Linked DNA regions of Homo sapiens: region 1 is linked to region 2. Evidence: read pairs that join two places in POLR2A ChIA-PET (ENCODE). Cell type or tissue: PC-3. All regions are shown on one strand. Each heading gives the region's core, and the rest is flanking DNA. Links, peaks and the distances in the headings are about the cores only.

Evidence for each region. Peaks named below come from ENCODE experiments on the same cell type or tissue, not always from the same donor. Only the 100,000 strongest peaks of a DNase experiment are listed, where the experiment ranks them.
Region 1: POLR2A ChIA-PET joins it to region 2 with 7 read pairs; 11 of 35 experiments call an interaction of 5 or more read pairs at or near these places.

What each region holds. Positions count from the first base shown.
Region 1 is chr19:36,368,861-36,376,820 of GRCh38, forward strand. All of the region lies in intron 1 of ZFP14 (ZFP14 zinc finger protein), which reads right to left. Among named protein-coding and RNA genes, the nearest start is that of ZFP14, 6.4 kb to the right of the region's middle. In PC-3, for the core only: no CTCF peak of the experiment used is centred there; no DNase peak of the experiment used is centred there.
Region 2 is chr19:36,221,417-36,229,376 of GRCh38, forward strand. It overlaps ZNF146 (zinc finger protein 146), which reads left to right. Exons shown (of 4, transcript NM_007145.3): 3 at 7,332-7,403. It overlaps LOC107985304 (a long non-coding RNA gene), which reads right to left. Exons shown (of 2, transcript XR_001753933.3): 2 at 6,810-7,960. It also overlaps a transcript of ZNF565 not described here. Among named protein-coding and RNA genes, the nearest start is that of ZNF146, 10 kb to the left of the region's middle. In PC-3, for the core only: no CTCF peak of the experiment used is centred there; no DNase peak of the experiment used is centred there; H3K27ac peaks cover 1,128 bases.

The sequences.
Region 1 (7,960 bases), core at 1,606-6,605, 150 kb after region 2:
TTAGATGGAATTTCACTCTGTCACCCAGGCTGGAGTGCAATGGCACGATCTCAGCTCACTGCAACCTCCATCTCCCGGGTTCAAGTGATTATCCTGCCTCAGCCTCCTGAGTACAGGTACATGCCACCACGCCCAGCTAATTTTTATATTTTTATATTTTTAGTAGAGACGGGGTTTCGCCATGTTGACCAGGCTTGTCTTGAACTCCTGACCTCAGGTGATCCGCCCGCCTCGGCCTCCCAAAGGGCTGGGATTACAGGCGTGAGCCACCGTGCCCGGCCCCACTTTCCTTTTAGTATCCAAGCTGGGGACAGAAGGGATTCATGATTCCTGCAGTTGGTCAACAATATTCATTGAGAACCTCTATGTGTTGGGTACTTCATACACATTGTCAGTTGTCCTCGGTACTGTTCTGCAATGTAGTGCTCTCCTTTTAATAGCTCAGGAAACTAATGCCCAGGGGTCAAATCAGTTAAGTTGCCAACATTTGTTTTGAATCTACATTTCTCTAACTAAAAAGCCCGTTTCTTTTTTCTTTTTTTGGTTTTGTTTTTTTTGTTTGTTTTTGCAGACAGAGCCTTGTTCTGTCACCCAGGCTGAACTGCAGTGGCATGACCATGGCTCACTGTAACCTCTGCCTCCAGGGTTCAAGCGTTTCTCCTGCCTCAGTCTTCCAAGTAGCTGGGATTACAGGCGCCTGCCACTACGCCCGGCTAATTTTTATATTTATAGTAGAGACAGGGTTTCACCATGTTGCCCAGGCTGGTCTCGAACTCCTGACCTCAATTGATCCACCCGCCTCAGCCTCCTAAAATGTTGGGATTACAGGCGTGAGCCACCACACCCAGCCTAAAAGCCAGTTTCTCTTTCAACTCAGGTATTTGTCTCTGAAGCAAGGATTTCTACTTCACCAGGAGAAATCTGATCATCAGCAATTCACTAAAAAAAAGAGGAATAACTAACAGTAGGTTTTGTTTTGTTTTGTTTTTTCAAAAACACGGTCTCACTCTGTTACCCAGGCTGGACTACAGTGGCATGATCTTGGCTCACAGCAGCCTCGACCTCCCGGGCTCAAGCAATCCTCCCACCTCAGATTCCCAAGCAGTTGGGACTATAGTTGGGCACCACCATGCCCAGCTAATAATCTTTCAAAAAATGCTAAATCTCAGAAGATAGCAAAATAGTTCTTTCCATCTATGGTCCACCTGCAGAAACATCAGTTTGAGCAATTATCCATCAACAAAAATGCCTTCACAATAGCTAAGGCAACCAGGTGAGAGATCGCAGTACTGGGTTGTAGCACAATAATAAGAAAAGAAGCATTGAAGAGTGCAGGAAGGACGGCTCGACATTACCCATGTCACCCCTCCCCAGCTCAAGGCAGCACAGTGTAGACAGAGGTATTGCCCACTTGGGGAAAAGTCAGGGAAGTGAGCACAGAACTTTGCCTGTTCCCTAACACCAGGCCCGCCATAGTAAAACCCAGCAACAGGGAGACTCCCAACCCCAGACTCCAGGCCAGTAGCCACAGACTGACCCTCTAGACCTGCTCTGGCATCAGGAAAGATCATGCAGCCCAGGCTTCAGGCTTGCATGATGAACTCCATCTCCAGGCTGCCACCACCATCAGGCTGACATCAGAGGCCCTGGGCTCCAACAGCCCTTAGCAACAGGCAAGCCTCAGTGGCCTCTGCAATCAGGCACATAACAGTATGGCACCAGTCACAGTGGTCTCAGGCTTTGAGCGTGCCCCAGCACTGCACCAGCCAGAGTGGCCCTGGGCTTGGGGCATGCTATGTGCAACACCAGAGAATGTGGTTCCAGCCTTTTGGAGCATCCCAGCACTATACCCACCGTAGCAGCCCCAGCCTTAAGGACCAAACCAGACAGGCTGCCCAGAACCACTGCATGGGCTATTGATGGGCTTTCCCAGATGAACCTCATTCTGCAAAGACTGGAATAAATACACAGTCCTTTCAAGTGTGCAGACATCAGTGCACGGTCACAAAGATCAACAACAATCAGGGAAACATGACATCGTCAATAGGACAACATAAAGTGCCAGTGATTGACTCTAAAGAAATGGAGATGTCTGAACTGCCTGATAAAGAATTAAAACAGGCTGGGCACAGTGGCTCACACTTGTAATCCCAGCACTTTGGGAGGCCGAGGCAGGCGGATCACGAGGTCAGGAGATCGAGTCCATCCTGGCTAACACGGTGAAACCCCATCTCTACTAAAAAATACAAAAAAATTAGGCGGGCATGCTGGTGGGTGCCTGTAGTCCAGCTACTCGGGAGGCTGAGGCAAGAGAATGCCATGAACCCAGGAGGCGGAGCTTGAAGTGAGTCAAGGTCGCGCCACTGCACTCCAGCCTGGGCGACAGAGCGAGACTCTGTCTCAAAAAAAAGGAAAGAATTCAAATAACTGTTTTAAGGAAGTTCAGTGAACTTCAAGAAATACAGAGAACTTTAAAAAGTGAGAAAAACAATATGTGATCAGAATGAGAAATTAAATAGATTGAAATAATTTTTAAAATCAAACATAAATTCTGGAGCTGAAAAATACAATGAAGGAAATTTTGAAAATGCAAGACAGAACATCAACAGCAGAATTGACCAAGCAGAGGAATGAATCTGTAAACCTGAAGACAAGTTATCTAAAAATATACAGTTGGATGGAAAAAAGGATGAAAAGAAATGCAGAAAGTTTATAGGATTCATGGGACAGCATCAAAATAGCAAATATTTGAGCAGTAGGAGTTAAAAAGGGAGAAGAGAAAGATAAACAAGTAGAAAGCTTATTTAAAGAAATAACAGCAGGCACAGAGGCTCATGCCTATAATCCCAGCACTTTGGGAGGCCAAGGTGGGATTACTTGAGTCCAGGAGTTTGAAACCAGCCTGGGCAACATAGCGAGACTCATCTCTACAAATAATTTTTTAAAAATAAGCCAGGTATTGTTGCATGTGCCTGTAGTTCCAGCTACATGGGCGGCTGAAGCAGAAGGATCACTTGGACCCAGAAGTTCAAGGTTGCAGTGAGCTATGATCATGCCACTACACTCCAGCCTGGGCAACAGAGTGAGATGAAAGGAAAGGAAGGGAGATAAGAAGGAAGGAGGGATGGAGGGAGGGAGGGAGGGAAGGAGGGAAGGAAGGAAGGAAGGAGAAAGAAAGAAAAAAGAGAGGAAAGAAAGAAAAAGAAGAAAGGAAGGGAGGGAGGTAGGGAGGAAAGGAGGAAGGAAGGAAGGAAGAAAGGAAGGAAGGAAGGAAGGAAAAAAGAAAGAGGAAAGAGAAAAAAAGAGTAGCAAAAAACTTTCCAAACCTGGGGAAAGGTAAGTATCCAGGTATGGCCCAAAGTTAGAAGGAAGAAAATAATAAAGATTAGGGCAGAAATAAATGACACAGACCAGAAAGCCAATAGAAAGAATCAATAAAATTAAGAGTTTTTTTTTTGAAAAAAGAAAAAACCCACAAAATTGACAAACCTAACTAAGCTATACTAACCAAGAGAAAACAGAAAATATTGAAAATATTCAAATAAAACTAGAAATGAAAAAGGAGACATTACAACTGATACAACAGAAATAGAAGAGACTATTATGAACAAACATACACCAGAAAATTGGATAACCTAAAATAAATGATTAATTCCCTGACACATACAACCTACCAAGATTGAATTATGAAGAAATAAAAAATCTGAACAGGCTGGGCATGGTGGCTCATGCCTGTAACCCCAACATTTTGGGAAGCCAGTCATTATGACAAACAGTATGGAGAGGCCTCAAAAAACTAAAAATAGAACTACCATATGATCTAGCAATCACACTACTGTATATATCCAAAGGAAATGAAATCAGAATGTCAAAGAGATCTCTGCACTTTCATGTTTATTATAGCATTATTCACGATGGCCAACACATGGTGTCCATCAATGGATGAATGGACAAAGAAAATCTGCTATGTAAATAAAATGTAATACCATTCAGCTATGATAAAGAAACAAAACCTGTCATTTGTGACAACACAGATGAATCTGGAAGGACGTTATGTTAAGTGAAATAAGCCAGAAACAGAAAGATAAACACCACGTGATCTCATTCATAAGTGGAATCTTAAAAAGTTGATCTCGACCAGGCGTGGTGGCTCACGCCTGTAATCCCAGCACTTTGGGAGGCCGAGGCGGGAGGATCACCTGAGGTCGGGAGTTCAAGACCAGCCTTACCAACATGGAGAAACCCTGTCTCTACTAAAAATACAAAATTAGCCGGGCATGGTAGCACACGCCTGTAATCCCAGTTACTCAGGAGGCTGAGGCAAGATAATCACTTGAACCCGGGAGGCGGAGGTTGTGGTGAGCCGAGATGGCGTCATTGCACTCCAGCCTGGGCAACAAGAGCAAAACTCCGTCTCAAAAAAAAAAAACAAAAAAACAACCAAACAAACAAACAAACAAAAACAACTTAATCTCATAGAAGTAGAGAGTAGAATGGTAGTTACCAGAATCTGGGGTAGTTGGGGGTGGGGGGAAATGGCAAGGTTGAGGAGATGTTGGTCAAACGATACAAAATTTCAGTTACATAGGAGGAATAAGTTCAAGAGATCTATTATACAACATGGTGATATAGTTAACAATATATTGTATTACTGAAAAAAGCTAAGACCTGTAAAGTGTTCTCACCACAAAAATGGTAACTATGTAAAAGGTAATTCATATGTTAATTAGCTAGATTTAGACATTCCACAATGTATATATACTTTAAAACACCATGATGTACATGATAAATACATGTAATTTTATCTGTCAAAAAATAATTTTAATACTAAAGCTCGGTATTAAGAAAATGACCAGCCTGGGCAACATAGTGAGACCTTGTCTCTACAAAAAAATTTTAAAAATTAGCCGGGCATGGTAGCGTGCACCTGTAGTCTCAGCTACCAGGAGGTTGAAGCAGGAGGATGGCTTGAGCCTGGGAAGCAGAGGTTGCAGTGAGCTGAGATGATGCCACTGCACTCAAGCCTGGGCAACAGAGTAAGACCCCATCTCAAAAAAAAAAAAAAAGAAAAAAATGAAAGAAAAAAGAACAGAAAAAAATGAAAGAAAAAAGAAAAGAAAAAAATGAAAGTTAAAGCAAACAAAATGTACCTTTTTACAATGACTGCATTGCAAGACCTAAAAGACTGATGATGCCCTATAGTAGCAAGGTTGTGGGGACACCGACACTAGGTCGGTCCACATTTAGAGCTATGTGAAGCAGCATTTCAATCCTGTAAACTCTGAATCAGAAGCTCCACTTCTGACACTAAAGGGACTGTATCTGTACATAAAGATTATGCAGAGCTATGGCCGGGGCAGTGGCTCACACCTGTAATCCCAGCACTTTGGGAGGCCAAGACAGGCGGATCACCTGAGGTCAGGAGTTCAAGACCAGCCTGGCCAACATGGTGAAACCCTCTCTCTACAAAAATACAAAAATTAGCCGGGCATGATGGCAGGTGCCTGTAATCCCAGCTACTCGGGAGGCTGGGGCAGAAGAATCGCTTGAACCCAGGAGACGGAGGTTGCAATGAGCCGATGTCGTGCCGTTGCACTCCAGCCTGGGTGACAGAGGGAGACTCTGTCTCAAAAAAAAAAAAAAAAAAGAAAAGAAAAAAGATTATGCAGAGCTATGCTGACAGCATGGTTTATAATGAATTAATGGATTAAAGTTGAAAAGAACCTAATTTCGGAATGATTCAATAACCTGTTGTTTATCCATACCATTGAAAATGATGCAACCATTAAAAATGATGTTGCCTTAATTTTGAATGGGTGAAGCCAGTGTGTTAAAAAAAGAAAATACCAGCATGTGTAGTGTGAAACTATTTTGACAGAAAAAAAAATCATGTTTCCCTAGCAGGACCAGTTAAAATGTTTACAGTCACAGCCAGCAACACGCACCACCACATTAAACAGAGTGTGAGCCTGAAATACCCAAATACTTCAAATAAGACTTTCCCGGCTCAAGTTCTTTCAGTCTTCCTTTTAACTGAGAAAAAAAGCTAAGGATACTGTAAAAACAGATGCTGTTTTTTCTGAGTGGCTTTTTTTTTTACTTCGGCTTCTCATTCATGAACCAACTCTATGATTTAATTTGCCCATGTGTGTTGGAGTACGGCCTAGAAAAGAATGGCAAAAAGTCTCTGACTGATGTCTTCTAAGCACTGAAGGCAGCCCCATGCTGCTTCCTTTCACATCTTCCTGATAAACAGGTTTATTTTGCTTCTGAACCAGTTCTTTTGGCTAAGATGCCTATGAAGCCCTCCAGCAGATGTTGGGTCTCCTTGACCAACTGGTCTCACTTTGCATATAACATCATTAAAATAAAAACTGTAAGGCATACATCTGTATGAAACCCAGTTACCTCCATAAAGACCCTGTAGCTTCAGTATAATCTGGACAAAACTTGACAGTGTGTGCCATCATGAGATTGATATCTCTTCCCTTCATCGTGAGATTGCTGAATAAAGCAGGAAGGAATTTTTTTTTTTTTTTTTTTTTGAGACAAGGTCTTGCTTTGCCACCCAGGCTGGAGTGCAGTAGCACGATCTCGGCTCACCACAACTTCCACCTCCTGGGTTCAAGCGATTCTCCTGCCTCAGCCTCCCGAGTAGCTGGGATTACAGGCGCATGCCACCACACCCAGCTAATTTTTGTATTTTCTTTTTTTTTTTTTTTTGAGACGGAGTCGTGCCCAGGCTGGAGTGCAGTGGTGCGACCTCGGCTCACTGCAAGCTCCGCCTCCCGGGTTCACGCCATTCTCCTGCCTCAGCCTCCCGAGTAGCTGGGACTACAGGTGCCCGCCACCATGCCCGGGTAATTTTTTGTATTTTTAGTAGAGATGGGGTTTCACCGTGTTAGCCAGGATGGTCTCGATCTCCTGACCTCGTGATCTGCCCGCCTCGGCCTCCCAAAGTGCTGGGATTACAGGCGTGAGCCACCGCGCCCCGCCTAATTTTTGTATTTTCAGTAGAGATGGGGTTTCGCCATTTTGGCCAGGTTGGTCTTAAACTCCTGACCTCGGGTAATGCACCTGCCTTGGCCTCCCAAAGTGCTGAGATTACAGACATGAGCCACCGCGCCCGGCCAGATTTTTTTTTTTAAGTATGCATAATGATGATATTTGGTATACTGTTGTAATTACCAATATATGCTTTTATTTTTCTGCATGATATTAGACAGGTTACTTTCCAGTTCCCCATATGAAATGGTGAGAACTACAGTTTCTACCTGAAAGGATTGTTATGAGAAATAAATAAGATACTACATATAAGGCACTTAGAGTAGTAAATAAGCATTTCATAAAAGTCAGCTATATTAATAAAGATGAAGAATACTACATATGCTTCTTCCCACAATTATTTTTAAAATTCTACTCAGGCCTGTAATCCCAGCACTTTGGGAGGCCAACACAGGCGGATCACTTAGATCAGGAGTTCAAGACCAGCCTGGCCAACATAGTGAAACCCCATCTCTACTAAAAATATAAAAATTAGCCAGGCATGGTGATGCATGCCTGTAACCCCAGCTACTTGGGAGGCTGAGGTAGGAGAATGGTTTGAACCTGGGGCGGGTGGCTGCAGTGAGCCAAGATCGTGCCACCGCACTCCAGCCTGGGTGACAGAGCAAAACTCTGTCTCAAAAAAAAAGAAAAAAAAAAAATTCTTCGCAGCCCTGCTCTTGATAGGCAATCCTTCTTGATTATCAACAATTTACAAAAGGAGGGTACAAAGATAAAACAAATGTGGTAGGATACCAATTTTTGGATCTGGGTGATGAGGAAAAATATTAAATTACAACCTAACGGTAACAAATCTACTGTGCACTTATTATGTGCCAAGCATTAGCTAAGGGTTTTGCATATATTAATTCCTCTACTCAGAGCCATCCTATATAGCAGGGTCTATCATTATCCT
Region 2 (7,960 bases), core at 947-5,946:
TAGCTGGGACTATAGGTGTCAGCCACCACGCCCGGCTAATTTTTTGTATTTTTAGTAGAGACGAGGTTTCACCATGTTAGCCAGGATGATCTTGATCTCCTGACCTCGTGATCCACCCGCATCAGCCTCCCAAAGTACTGGGATTACAGGCTTGAGCCACCGTGCCTGGCCAAGGCACTACTTTTTAAAAAATGAATTTGATTACTATTGAAGTAAGTAATGCATTTCTGTGATTCAACAAAGATCTATCTCACAGAGATATCTCATTCTGCTCCCTTCCCCCAGTCACATTCTTCTTTGTCTTATGTAAACATGTCTTGTTTTTTTTTGTTTGCTTCTTGTTTATCCTTCAAGTGGGTTTTTTGTTTTTTGTTCTGTCACTATTATATATTTCTCTTCACTCCTGTTTCCCTCCACCTTACATAAAAGATAGCATACCACATGCACCTCCCTATATCTCACTTTCTTTAATAACAGTATGTCCTAGAGATAGCCCTTCCTTTTTTCTTTCTTTTTTTTTTTTTTTTTTTTTTGAAATAGTCTCGCTCTGTCACCCAAGCTGGTGTGCAATGGTGTTAACATGGCATACTGCAGCCTCCAACTGCTGGGCTGAAGTGATCTTCCTGCCTCAGCCGCCTGTGTAGCTGGGACCACAGGCACACTCCACCACACCTGGCTTTTTTACTTTTTGTAGAGATGAGGTCTCACTGTTTCCCAGATTGGTCTCGAACTCCTGAGCTCAAGCAGTCCTCCTCTCTTGGCTTCCCAAAGTGTTGGGATTACAAGTGTGAGCCACTGCACCCAGCCAAGGTGTTCCTTCTTAATCATAATCTTTAAAAGAAATTTTTTTTTCAGCTGCTGTATAAATAAGATGTCATTATTTGGATGCACCATGGTTGATTCAGTTAATCCCGTTGTTGAGCATTTGGATTGTTTCCAGTCTTCTGCTGTTGCTAACAATGCAGTAATGAATAATTTTTTTATGTGCGCCATTTTATACTGACACAGGAGTAGCTCTAAACTAGACTGCTATTAATACAAATGGCGCTGCCCAGTGGGTAAGTACTTACACTCCCACAAGCCATGTGCGAGAGCGTCTTCCCCTTAAACTCACCATGAGTGTAGTGTCGAATATTTGGTATTTCGCTAGGGACATAAGAGACAATCTGAACTTCAGTGTAGGTTTCATTTACATCCCTTCTTATGAATGAGAATTTTTTTTTATATGTTTAAAGGCCTGTATGTATTAATCTAGGAACTGTCTATTCATATCCTTTTCACCATTTTTCTATGGGGTGTCTTCTCCTTAGAGGAGCTGTTTATAAATTAGAAAGGTTAGCCCTGTATGAAATGAGTGGTGGCTTTTTTTTTTTTTTTTTTTGAAGTTTTCATTTGCATTTGGACATTGTTCACAGTGGTTTCTTTTTTTTTTAATCTTGCAGAAATAAGAGGTTTTGTTTTAATTTAGTAATAATAGTTTCTTTTTTTACATAGCCGTGCTTAGAATGAGCCCCCTGTGGTTGGTGAGCACAGAGACATCCCCGCACCACACCAAAGACCTTTTTATTCATGTATTTTTTAGAGGCACAGTCTCACTGTGTTGCACAGGCTGGCCTTGAACCCCTGGGCCCAAGCAAGTCTCAGACTCCCAAGTAGCGGGGACTACAGGCAGTGCACCACCATGCTGCTATGGTTTTCTTTTTATTTTCAAAACTTTTGGCTGGGCGCGATGGCTCACGCCTGTAATCCCAGCACTTTGGGAGGCTGAGGCGGGTAGATCACTTGAGGTCAGGAGTTTGAGACTAGCCCGGTCAACATGGTGAAACCCCGTCTCTACTAAAAATACAAAAAATTTAGCCAGTCATTGTGGTGCACGAGATCACACCACTGCACTTTAGCCTGGGCAACAGAGTGAGACTCCGTCTCAAAAAAAAAAAAAAATCTAGTTACATTTTTTTCTTTTTGAGATGGAGTATCTCTCCGTCCCCCAGGCTGGAATGCAGTGGTGCGATTTCGGCTCACTGCAAGCTCCGCCTCCCGGGTTCACGCCATTCTCCTGCCTCAGCCTCCCAAGTAGCTGGGACTACAGGCGCATGCCACCACGCCTGGTTAATTTTTTCGTATTTTTAGTAGAGACGGGGTTTCACCATGTTAGCCAGGATGGTCTCGATCTCCTGACCTCGTGATCCGCCCGCCTCGGCCCTCCAAAGTGCTGGGATTACAGGCGTGAGCCACCGCGCGTGGCTGATTCATCAGTCTTTTATGGTTATCAGACTTTTCCACTCTTAAGTTTCACCGATATTTTCAAATTCTTATAAAGTTACAGTTTTTTGTTGTTTGATTGTTTTAGAGTTGGATCTTGATCTGTCACCCAGGCTGGGGTGCAGTGGCGTGATCACAGCTGACTGCAGCCTTCATATCCTCGCTAATTTAAAAAAAAAAAAATTGTAGAGATAAGATCTCCCTGTGTTGCCCAGGCTGGTCTCAAACTCCTGGGCCCAAGTGATCCTGCTACCTTGGCTTCCCAAGTCAGAGCAATAGTTTTTTTAAGATTTTGTTTTTATTTTAATTTATAATCCATTTAGATTTTATCCTGGTGTATGCTATCAGATATGCATCCAGCTTTACCTTTTTCCAATTGGCTACCACGTTCTTTGACATCATTTATTAAAAGGTCTTACCTGGCTGGGCACGGTGGCTCACGCCTGCAATCCCAGCACTTTGCAAGGCCAAGGTGGGTGGATCACTTGAGGTCAGGAGTTCGAGACCAGCCTGGCCAATATGGAGAAACCCTGTCTCTACTAAAAATACAAAACATTAGCTGGGTGTGGTGGCACATGCCTGAATCCCAGCTATTCGGAGGCTGAGACAGGAGAATCGCTTGAACATAGGAGGGCGGAGGTTGCAGTGAGCTGAGATTGTGCCACTGCACTGCAGCCTGGGCAACAAGAGCCAAACTCCATCTCACACACATTAAAAAAAGGTCTTATGTTTACTATTTTTAGGATGCCACTTTGATTATATACTAAATTCTCACATTTATTTGGTCTGTTTCTGGGTGTGAGCAGAAAGACTGAGGACACTGCTATAGCCCAGGTGTAACAACCAGGGAAAATATTTATCTTTTTACTATTGAGGCTTTATCATTGTGTTTTACTTTGTGGTATAGCTAGTCTCTTAATTGCTCGTCCTTTTCAGTGTTTCCTGGCTATTCTTGCCTGTTTATTTTTCTTTGTAAATTTTAGGATTAGCTTGTCTCGTTCCAGAGGGGGAAAAGGTAGAACTAGTTTGTTACTTTTATTGGGATTGCATTAAATTTATAAAATAACTTGGGAATAGGGACATTTTTATGACATTAAATATTCCTCTTTATGTACGTGATACGTATTCTCGTTTCTTTTTGGGTCCTCTAGGGTGTTTTAAAATTTTTTTCATACAGGTTTGGACACTTCTTACTAAGTTTATTTCTGGATGTTTTGTTTTATGTTGCTATGAATGGAGTCATTGTTGGCATATATGAAGCTGTTGATTTCTACATACTAATATTATTCCCTGCTTTCCTTAGTTATTTGTAATTAGATTATATAATTGAGGCAGTAGGCATCCTTGTCTGTTTAGAATCTAATAGAAATGCCTTCAGTGTTTTTCTATTACTTTTATTATCATGATTTGCTTTTCAGTGTTTTTACATTAGATAAGATACTGGCTTTTGTGGTCAGATACAGATTATGATTATATAAATATAGATTACCCATGCTGCCTGGGTCAGTGGGAGTGTGAGCAGAAAGACTGAGGACACTGCTAATAGCCAAGGTGCAACAACCAGGGAAAATCTGTTGATTGAGGAAACAACAATCCCTCAAAATTTCGTTATTGCATCCTTAAACAAAAAATCAAATGGGACAAAAATAAGATGTCTATTCCTATTCTTCTGTTTTCTGTCGATTCCCTTCTTTTGGGTGACTGTTTCTTTACTCATTTCCTCTGTTTATCTTTTGTGGTCTATTTATAGCTTTGCTTCCTTCTTAAAAGTTTTGTGTCTTAAGTTCATTTTGTTATGTTTCAGTTTTCATCTGCTTTGTGATTCTTACTTTTTTTTTTCTGGCTCACTGCAACCTCAACCTCCTAGGCTCAAGCAGTCCTTTTGTCTCAGCCTGTCAAGTAGCTGGGACTACAGGTGCATACCACCATACCTGGCTAGTTTTTTTGTATTTTTTTTTAGTGCTAAGCACGCTGGTCTTGAACTCCTGGGCTCAAGCAGTCTACCCACCTCAGTGTCTCAAAGTGCTGGGATTACAGGCATGAGCCACCAAGCCCTGCCCCTGCTTTGTGATTCTTTTTTTTTTTTTTTTTTTTTTTTTTGAGACAGGGTCTTGCTTTGTCACCCAGGCTGGAGCACAGTGGCATGATCACGGCTCACTGCAACGTCCACCTCCCAGGCTTAAGCAGTCCTCCTGCTTCAGGCTCCCAAGTAGCTGGGACTACAGGCATGTACCACCCCACACCCTGCTAATTTTTGGATTTGAATTTTTTGCAGAGATGGGGTCTTGCCATGTTGCCTAGGCTGGTCTTGAACTTCTGAGCTCAAGTGATCCTGCCCACCTCAGCTTCCCAAAGTGCTGGGATTAGTGGCATGAGCCACTGCGTCCAGCCCACGGTAACATTTCTCCCTGTGTCTTCAGCAGCAGTAATAGTCTGACAACTGGCAAGTTCCCATTTCTGTTCTAGCCCTATTCTGAGCTCCTGATCTGTATATCCAACTGCCTAATCGATCTCTCTGCCTGCATGTGTTCAGAAACCTACACTCTGAATGTATAGAGTCTCAAACTTGATCTCCCTCCTGCAAGTTGCTTCCAGCCAACTCACCTTCTCGTGTTTCTGTCATGTATGTTTCGGTTTAAATCATGCTCTAAGCCTTATATCTCTGACACACCCCATTAGGAATTGGGTGATCAAGCTTTTTCAACATACATAGTGGATGGGGGGTATATATGTGAAACTTAAATTTTTTATGATTATGCTTTTTTATATGATTACAACTTTATAGAAGAGTTGGAATAGTACAGAGAAGTCCCATGTATCCTTTACCCAATTTCACCAATCATTTACATTTTGGTTGTTTTATTTTTCCTTCTCTCTTTCTCCAAATGTGTATGATTTTTTTTTCCTGAACGATTTGAAACCAGTTGTGGACATGCTTCCTTTATCTATAAATACTTCAGCATGCATTTTGCAAGAACAAAAACATTCTTTTTCATAACTACAGTACAGTGATCAAAATCGGGAAGTTTAACATTGATACATTAGTATTATTTAATCCAAAGTCCATATTCAAATTTGGTCAGTCATCCCAATAATGTCTGCTATTGATTAAAAAAATTCTTTTGGGCCACGTGCAGTGGCTCACAACTGTAATCCCAGCCCTTTGGGAGGCCAAGGCAGGTGGATCACCTGTGGTCGGGAGTTTGGGAGTTCAGCCTAACACAGAGAAACTCCGTCTCTACTGAAAATAAAAAATTAGTGGGGCATGGTGGCGCATGCCTATAGTCCCAGCTGCTCCGGAGGCTGAGACAGGAGAATCACTTGGACCTGGGAGGTGGAGGTTGCAGTGAGCCGAGATCGCACCACTGCGCTCCAGCCTGGGCAACAAGAGTAAAACTCCATCTCAAAAAAAAAAAAATTTTTTTTTTGGCTGGGCGCAGTGGCTCACACCTGTAATCCCAGCACTTTGGGAGGCAGAGGTGGGCGGATCACCTGAGGTCAGGGGTTCAAGACCAGCCTGGCCAATGTGGTGAAACCCTGTCTCTACTAAAATTACAAAAATTAGCTGGGTGTAGTGGCGCATGCCTGTAATCCCAGCTACTCGGGAGGCTGAGGCAGGAGAATGGCTTGAACCCGGGAGGCAGAGGTTGCAGTGAGCAGAGATCACGTCACTGCACTCCCAGCCTGGGCAACAGAACGAGTCTCTGTCACAAAAAAAAAAAAAAAGATTTTTTTTTTTCTTTTGGAGTGCAGTGGCTATTCATAGGCATGATCATGTATTTGCAGCCTGGAAGTCCTGGGCTCGAGTGATCTTCCTGTCTCAGCCTCCTGAGAAGCTGGTACTGCATGTGCACACCACCACACCTGGCTTAAAAATGTTTTTTGAACTAATGGATGAACCTGTATTCCAGGTTGTTGCTTTTCTTTTTTATGACAAGGTCTCACTCTGTCAGGCCATCTTGAACTCCTGGGCTCAAGTCATCCTCCCACCTCAGCCTCTTAAGTAGCTGAGACTACAGGCGCACACCATTGCGCCCAGCTAATTTTGTATTTTTATAAGGACGGTGTGTCACTGTGTTGCCCAGCCTGGTCTTGAACTCCTGCACTCAAAACGATTCACCCACTTCCGGCCTCCCGAAGTGTTGGGATTATAGGTGTGAGCCACTGCACCTGGGCCAGGACATCTCTAATATGAAATAGGACACGGCACGGTGGCTTACATCTGTAATCCCAGCACTTTGGGAGGCTGAGGTGGGTGGATCACCTAAGGTCAGGAGTTCGAGACCAGCCTGGCCAACATGGTGAAACTCTGTCTCTACTAAAAATACAAAATTAGCCAGGTGTGGTGGTACACACCCATAATCCCAGCTACTCAGGAGGCTGAGGCAGGAGAATTGCTTGAACCCAGGAGGCGGTGGTTGCAGTGGGCTGAGATTGCACAATTGCACTCTAGCCTGGGCAACAGGAGTGAAACTGTCTCAAAAAAAAAAAAAAAAAAAGAAAGAATTTCACTCTCAGTATAATGCAAAGAGGGTAAATAGGACTTCAGGAAAATGTTTGAGTTTTTATTCTTGAGTACTGTCAGAACAACTTCTTCACATTGTGCCCATGTGCTTTAGTTCTGATGGGAACGTGTTAAAGTCAGACATGGGTGTTGAATTCATCCACGAATAAGGGCTGTAGTTAAAATCCTCTCAGGACCCTGAGTGGGAGTGTGGTGCTAGAGAAAAACAGCAATCACTCACACAAGGTGTGAACAGCTCTCCTGTGTAAGTAAAATTCTGAAAGGTAATTCTCCCTTTCTCCCATTTCTGGATGTGTGTAGACTTTAAATGGTTTAATGAGCATGGCTTTGAAGTTTAGGATTCTAATGGCCCTAGTCCCTTTGCCCACATGATTGTGTGTGCTTTAGTCACTAAGGCAGAAGGTCATTACTTTGTTCTGTGCATCTTTGGAAGTTGCACCCTCATTCTTCAGAAGGCCAGGAGACCCCAGGGCTCAGCCTGAGTTCTAGGATGGTACTTTGGACCCAGCATTAACATTGTAATACTGTGTCATTTTCCCAATAGTTAATATGATCCTCTGTTGAAGCAAGAAGACAAACTGTATGGTGGAGAAAGAAGTGGGAAGGATCTGCGCGGGTGAGTAAATGACAGGCAGGCCACAGTTTTTCAGTCAGCATTGAGTCCTCTGAAGTGCTTCAAAGGATGTTTTCTTCCAGGCTGTAGACATATAGAGTATTGCTTGGTATGAGATTTTTAGATTCCTGAATGACGCTTCCAGTCATCATTTTTGTGTGTTTCATTATTCTTCTTCTTTCACCAGATTCTAGAGGGGCCAGGCGCCCCTCCTGTTGCTGTTCTGATGTCAGCCTTCCTGCTTCGTCTGTGCCGCCACTGTGGTGGCTGTTCTCCTTCATCCACATACCTTTTCCTGTCCTCACACATTGTCCTTTATACTTTGTAAAACCTTACATATTGTCTGATATTCAGGTTCCTTTTTGTTACTACCTTCTCTCATCCTTTCTAGTGGCTGAATGCCTCAGAATTATATTTTACACCTGTTCTCACACTTCCCGTTGTCTTCTCACTCATCTCTGCCATCGTAGATCCATGGACTCCTCTGCCTACCTTTCTTCTGCTCCCATGTACCTCTGTCATAAGTTGTTGACCTAGAAATCAGTTTTTCCCTCTGCTAC